Linked DNA regions of Homo sapiens: region 2 is linked to region 1. Evidence: read pairs that join two places in POLR2A ChIA-PET (ENCODE). Cell type or tissue: CD4-positive, alpha-beta T cell. All regions are shown on one strand. Links, peaks and the distances in the headings refer to the core of each region. The heading gives the core; the rest is flanking DNA. Region 1 overlaps CHD2 (chromodomain helicase DNA binding protein 2). Region 2 overlaps CHD2 (chromodomain helicase DNA binding protein 2).

Region 1 (2,818 bases), core at 211-2,710:
CCTACACAAAACCAGCAAAGATTTGAATGAGTGTTTTTAAAAAGTGTTTTTAGGCCAGGCGCGGTGGCTCACGCCTGTAATCCCAACACTTTGGGAGGCTGAGATGGGAAGATCATGAGGTCAGGAGATGGGAGACCATCCTGGCTAACACGGTGAAACCCCATCTCTACTACAAATACAAAAAATTAGCTGGGCATGGTAGTGTGCCTGTAGTCCCAGCTACTCGGGAGGCTGAGGCAGAAGAATCACTTGAACCCAGGAGGCAGAGGTTGCAGTGAGCCGCAATCGTGCCATTGCACTCCAGCCTGGGCAACAAAGCAAGACTCCGTCTCCAAAAAAAAAAAAGTGTTTTTAAATTGTTTTTGGAACCAGAATCAGATGTAAGACTGAATACAAGTACTAATGAGGGGAACTGCTTAAAGAAGAAAAAAAAAAGCCTTAACAAAGTCATTACTTAATTTTCATACTTCTCGTAAGAGGAATAATCACTAAATAAACTGGAAATGGAAAATGAGATCGTGCCACTGCACTCCAGCCTGGATGACACAGCCAGACTCCGTCTCAAAAAAAAAAAAAGTGTAATTATGGGCCGAGCATGGTGGCTCAAGCCTGTAATCCCAGCACTCTGGGAGGCCCAGGCGGGTGGAACACCTGAGGTCAGGAGTTCAAGACCAGCCTGGCCAACACGGTGAAACCCAGCCTGTACTAAAAAAACAATTAGCCAGGTATGGTGGCATGCACCTGTAATCCCAGCTACTTTGGAGGCTGAGGCAGGAGAATCGCTTGAACTCAGGAGGTGGACGTTTCAGTGAGCCGAGATCACACCACTGCACTCCAGCCCAAGCATCAACAGCAAAACTCTGTCTCAAAAAATATATATATATATGTATGTATATATATGTGTGTATGTATATATATGTATATGTGTATATATGTGTGTATATATAGCGTACATGTGTATATATACGTATATATATATTCATATTATTCCCTTAAAAAAACGACATTTCCTAAAAGACTATGTAGAATTGCCATTAATACCTAATAATTATAATAGTAAATACTATTAGTACTAAGCTGTAGCTTTAGTGCTGGTTTAGTAGAGGAGGCAGAAAGCCCACAAGACTAATAGAAAGGGTCAAACTGAGTTAGTGAGTGGAGTCCTTTAAGCCTTCACCTAAATAACAAAGTAATAAAATTAGCTGACTACCAGTGGCTTACTAGTTACAGGGCAATTAAACATTGGATTTTCAGGAATGACTATCCAACATATATACAGAATCTTCACGAAAAACAACTATCTGAAAATTATTCAACATCTAAATTGCAAACAACTTTTATAATTTTTTACTTAACAAATAATTAAAAGGAAAATACAACACACAGATAAAAAAACAAGTCAAAACTGGGAATTCAGATTCCAATCAAAAATAAATGCTGATGAGAAAAAGGTTTACCACTTCCTTTTGCTTGTGGATAAAAAGAATTTGGTATCTCTTCAAAATACTTTCTGAAGTAGGTAAAAACGGAGTGATTAACCTTCTTGGAACTGGACTTTGAAACGAAGTGCCATTAACACTTACTGTTCCATTTTTAATCGCGGTTTCCCAAATGGCCACAAGAGGGCAGCACAGCAACATTCCACTTAAAAGGAGCCAGCCTGTGGGAGCCCCGCCCAAAAGCCGCCATTTCACTTTAGTGTTTATTTTGCTAACTTACAAAATGGCCGAACTGGTTGGCAGAGCTTAGTGTTTTTGTGGGTGAAAGCAAAATCTGGCAAAACAATCACAAAGCAATCTACACTGGAATTCCATAAAACTTATTTCCAGGCTAACTTCCTGCCAGTGATACAATAGCTAATATTTACGGAGCACTTTTGTGTCAGGCATATGTCAAAATTCTCCTAATCCTTACCTATAAAGAAGACAAAGCCCAAGAGTGTGTGTGTGTATGTGCGTGTGTAAGATATCACCCCACAGTCTGAATTATGCAATCCACACTATCAACTATCAGCGTTAGGTATCACTGCCCTTATTTACATACATTCTTCAGTTGAACTGATTATTAAACCGATGTCATTGCATAACTATTCCTTCTCAGTCACTTCTATGTGTCTTAAGATGGAAAAGCAAAGAAGACTGACTGGTCACACCTTTTTTTTCTTTTTGCTTGTTTGTTTTTTGAGACCAAGTCGCGCTCTGTAGCCCAGGCTGGAGTGCAGTGGCGTGATCTCGGCTCACCGTAACCTCCGCCTCCAGGGTTCATGCGATTCTCCTGCCTCAGTCTCCAGAGTAGCTGGAATTACAGGCATGCCCCACTGCACCTGGCTAATTGTTTTGTATTTTTAGTAGAGACAGGGTTTCACCATGTCGGCCAGGCTGGTCTTGAACTCCGGACCTCAGGTAATCTGCCCGCCTTGGCCTCCCAAAGTGCTAGGATTACAGGCATGAGCCACTGCGCCTGGCCACACATTTCTTATTGGTAAAGAATACTGGATGTAGTTCTTTAAACTCTCCACCTTTGGTTCAAGTCCTGTGCTTCTTCAGAATAAGTTATTACTATAAACAAGGTTAAAAGACAAGTAACTTGTTTCCCAGACGGACTGGGAAACAAAATTTCAATGTACACATAACAAAGTATATAGATACACAACATATGAAGAATTACCTATCAAAAATCCAACCAAAAACTGCACAAAGAAAATGGATACGCAATTACGGAGAAGAAACTGAAATGGCCAATAAACTCATTTTTAAAAATAACTAAACCTCTGTTAACTTGGGAAACATTATAACTGGTTATTTTGCACTCATCTGCT
Region 2 (2,818 bases), core at 43-2,542, 87 kb before region 1:
CAGATCATGAGGTCAGGAGTTCTAGACCAGCCTGACCAACATGGTGAAACCTCATATCTACTAAAAATACAAAAGTTAGCCGGGTGTGGTGGTGCGCATCTGTAATCCCAGCTACTCAGGAGGCTGAGGCAGGAGAACTGCTTGAACCGGAGAGGCAGAGGCTGCACTGAGCCGAGATTGAGCCACTGCAATCCAGCCTGGGCAACAGAGCAAGACTCTGCCTCAAAAAAAAAAAAAAAAAAAAGAGAGAGAGAGACAGAAAAAGCATAGGTTGAGAGGGAGGAACACCAAGGGATTCAGCTTTATATTTTGAGTCTTAAAAAAATTCAGATTTGACAAAACTTCATGGTATATTTATCAATGACTATTATATCCCTGAAATTTCTCTGCATCTTTTAAAGATTTCATAATATAAAAACAAGATTAAATGAGTCATTTGTAAGAGCATTTTTTAAATATCATGGTACCATAGAACATTAGATATCATTTTCTCTTATAAACACTCGGAAAAGAAAGACTAGGAAACAGATTGGTTAGCTGGCTATGTAATTAGTTTATTCATTTATTCAATTTACTCATTTATTGATATACTTCTAGCATCTAAATGACCTTTATATAAAACAATACTTGTCCTCAGAGAGCTCACAGGCAAAAAAGAGACTTAAGAAAACAGAGTTAAGTGCAAAGAAAACAATATCTATATACATACGTGTATAGGTTTTAGAGAACTCAGAGAAAGAAGTCAGAGAGAGGTTACAGGACAGGGTCAACAGGGTCCTTTGCTGCCACAGGATGGAAGTATTTTCAAATTTGAAAGAAAACCGCTTTTTCTTTCAGCCTGAATGAGCCGTTTGATTAATGGATTTGTGGAAGTATGGGGAGAAGAGACCACAGAGAGGTGGGGAAGGGATGGTGGCACAGTGAAATCTATACCTGCAGCTCCAGCCAGGGGCAAAGGGACCTTGAGGACACACTGGCCTGTATCCAATCCCGTGCAAGACCTGGTCCATGCACTCGCTCCCCATCGCCTTGCCCTCCCCTCTTCTCCTGTTACCTTTTATTCTTCCTTCAGAACCCAACTCAAACATCACTTCCTTACACAAGCCCTCCTGGCAACCCCTGACTAGGTCAAATTCCCTTCTCACAGGATCTCCACAGTATGCACTCTCTCTCCTCCAGAGCCCTGTCACAGGGGCACCAACATGATTTGTGTAGTTATCTAACTCCCCTACTCCAATGTACAGTTTACGATGATAGAAATGGTTATCTATTCAACATGGTAACTCTGGGGGCTGGAACACAGAAAACATTCAATAAATACTTGCTCAGTGAACACTTCTCTTTCCCAAATGCCTCTAAGGGCCCTGAGAGCCTCTCTTAACTAGGAGCACAAGACATGAAATCCACTCCTTAAACTTCCCCTCAATAAAAGACAAGAAAATCTCTTCCTGCCAGCCTGCTGAAGAGCACATGGTCTTCCGATACTGTAAGCAATGTGTTTCCCAAGTAATGTACTATTGCTTAGCTCAACTGAAGCTCTGGCTGGACCTATAAAAGGCAGAGCCACAGCAAGTACCGCGGCTGCAGACACTGGCACCCCCCGATTTCAAGACTTACTATGCTGAATGTCTCCTGGTCCAGATCATCATCCTCATCCTCTCCAATGGGGACAGGTTCACTTCCTGCTGTAATATGGACAGGACCCTGAGATCGCTTTGATTTACTCGAAGATTTGGCATCACCACTTTTAGGCTTTTAAAAAAGAGTTACAAGGAGTCATTGTCATTTGTGCAATCCTACCGTGCGATTTAGGTTTCTTACCTATGTTGTGTTATTAAAATGGGTAAATATGATGGTCTCAGTTTATTTTTTAAAAAGTAAAATAAAATCCTGAAACATCATGAAGACAAACCTGTCTGATTAGCAGCTTACTCACACATTATTCCCATTTCCATCTCTAAATGTACCCAATTATAACTTCAATTTCATCAGTGCTATTTTTGGGCTTCTTACTCCTTTATCCATAAAATGCACAGAAATGTCATCAAGAGGTTAAGCTTGTAAATTGGCAGAACTCTCTAGAGTATCATGTAGCAACCTTTATTAACAGCATACCCTTTGGTTTAGGAATCTGTATTAACTACATTATTGTAAATGAACTCTATACAAATCTCAATTACATTGAAGGAAAGGTTGCAGAAGAATATATAAAATGACTTCAGGTACTTTTTTTTTTTTTTTTTTTGAGACAGATTCTCGCTCTGTCATCCTGGCCGGAGTGCAGCGTCATGATCTCGGCTCACTGCAACCTCTGCCTCCTGGGTTCAAGAGATTCTTCTGCCTCAGCCTCCCAAGTAGCTCAGATTACAGGCGCACGCCACCACACCCAGCTATTTTTTGTATTTTTAGTACAGACGGGGTTTCACCATGTTGTCCAGGCAGGTCTCAAACTCCTGACCTTGTGATCTGTCCACCTCGGCCTCCCAAAGTGCTGGGATTACAAGTGTGAGCCACTGCGCCTAGCTTGACTTCATGTACATTTTTAAGCATACAGTATGCTTTGTTTATAGTTATATGGATATACACTATAATATGTACTACAAATATAAAAACATGAACAGGAAGGTTTCGGACCCACTTCACAGTAGTGGTTATGGGGAAAACAGAGGAAGAGTAATAAAATCAGGGAAAGGGAACAGGGGGCAGCTTCAACAGTATCAGTCATATGTTCATGAAATACAAAAGATATCAGCGTCTCCCCCCGCCTGGCCCCGCCAAAAAAAAAAAAAAAGCCACTTAAAGTAAACATGAAAAAATA

The links. ChIA-PET counts read pairs that join two places held together with the same protein. Peaks named below come from ENCODE experiments on the same cell type or tissue, not always from the same donor. Only the 100,000 strongest peaks of a DNase experiment are listed, where the experiment ranks them.
Region 2: POLR2A ChIA-PET joins it to region 1 with 14 read pairs; 8 of 35 experiments call an interaction of 5 or more read pairs at or near these places.

The regions. Positions count from the first base shown.
Region 1 is chr15:92,916,925-92,919,742 of GRCh38, reverse strand. The region is part of intron 2 of CHD2 (chromodomain helicase DNA binding protein 2); the gene reads right to left. Among named protein-coding and RNA genes, the nearest start is that of MIR3175, 14 kb to the right of the region's middle. RefSeq lists an enhancer at 1,608-2,444. In CD4-positive, alpha-beta T cell, for the core only: a CTCF peak has its summit at 1,604 (motif pointing right); a DNase peak (open chromatin) is centred at 1,662; H3K27ac peaks cover 1,051 bases.
Region 2 is chr15:93,003,551-93,006,368 of GRCh38, reverse strand. CHD2 (chromodomain helicase DNA binding protein 2) reads right to left here. Exons shown (of 39, transcript NM_001271.4): 34 at 1,618-1,752. Among named protein-coding and RNA genes, the nearest start is that of RGMA, 84 kb to the left of the region's middle. In CD4-positive, alpha-beta T cell, for the core only: no CTCF peak of the experiment used is centred there; no DNase peak of the experiment used is centred there.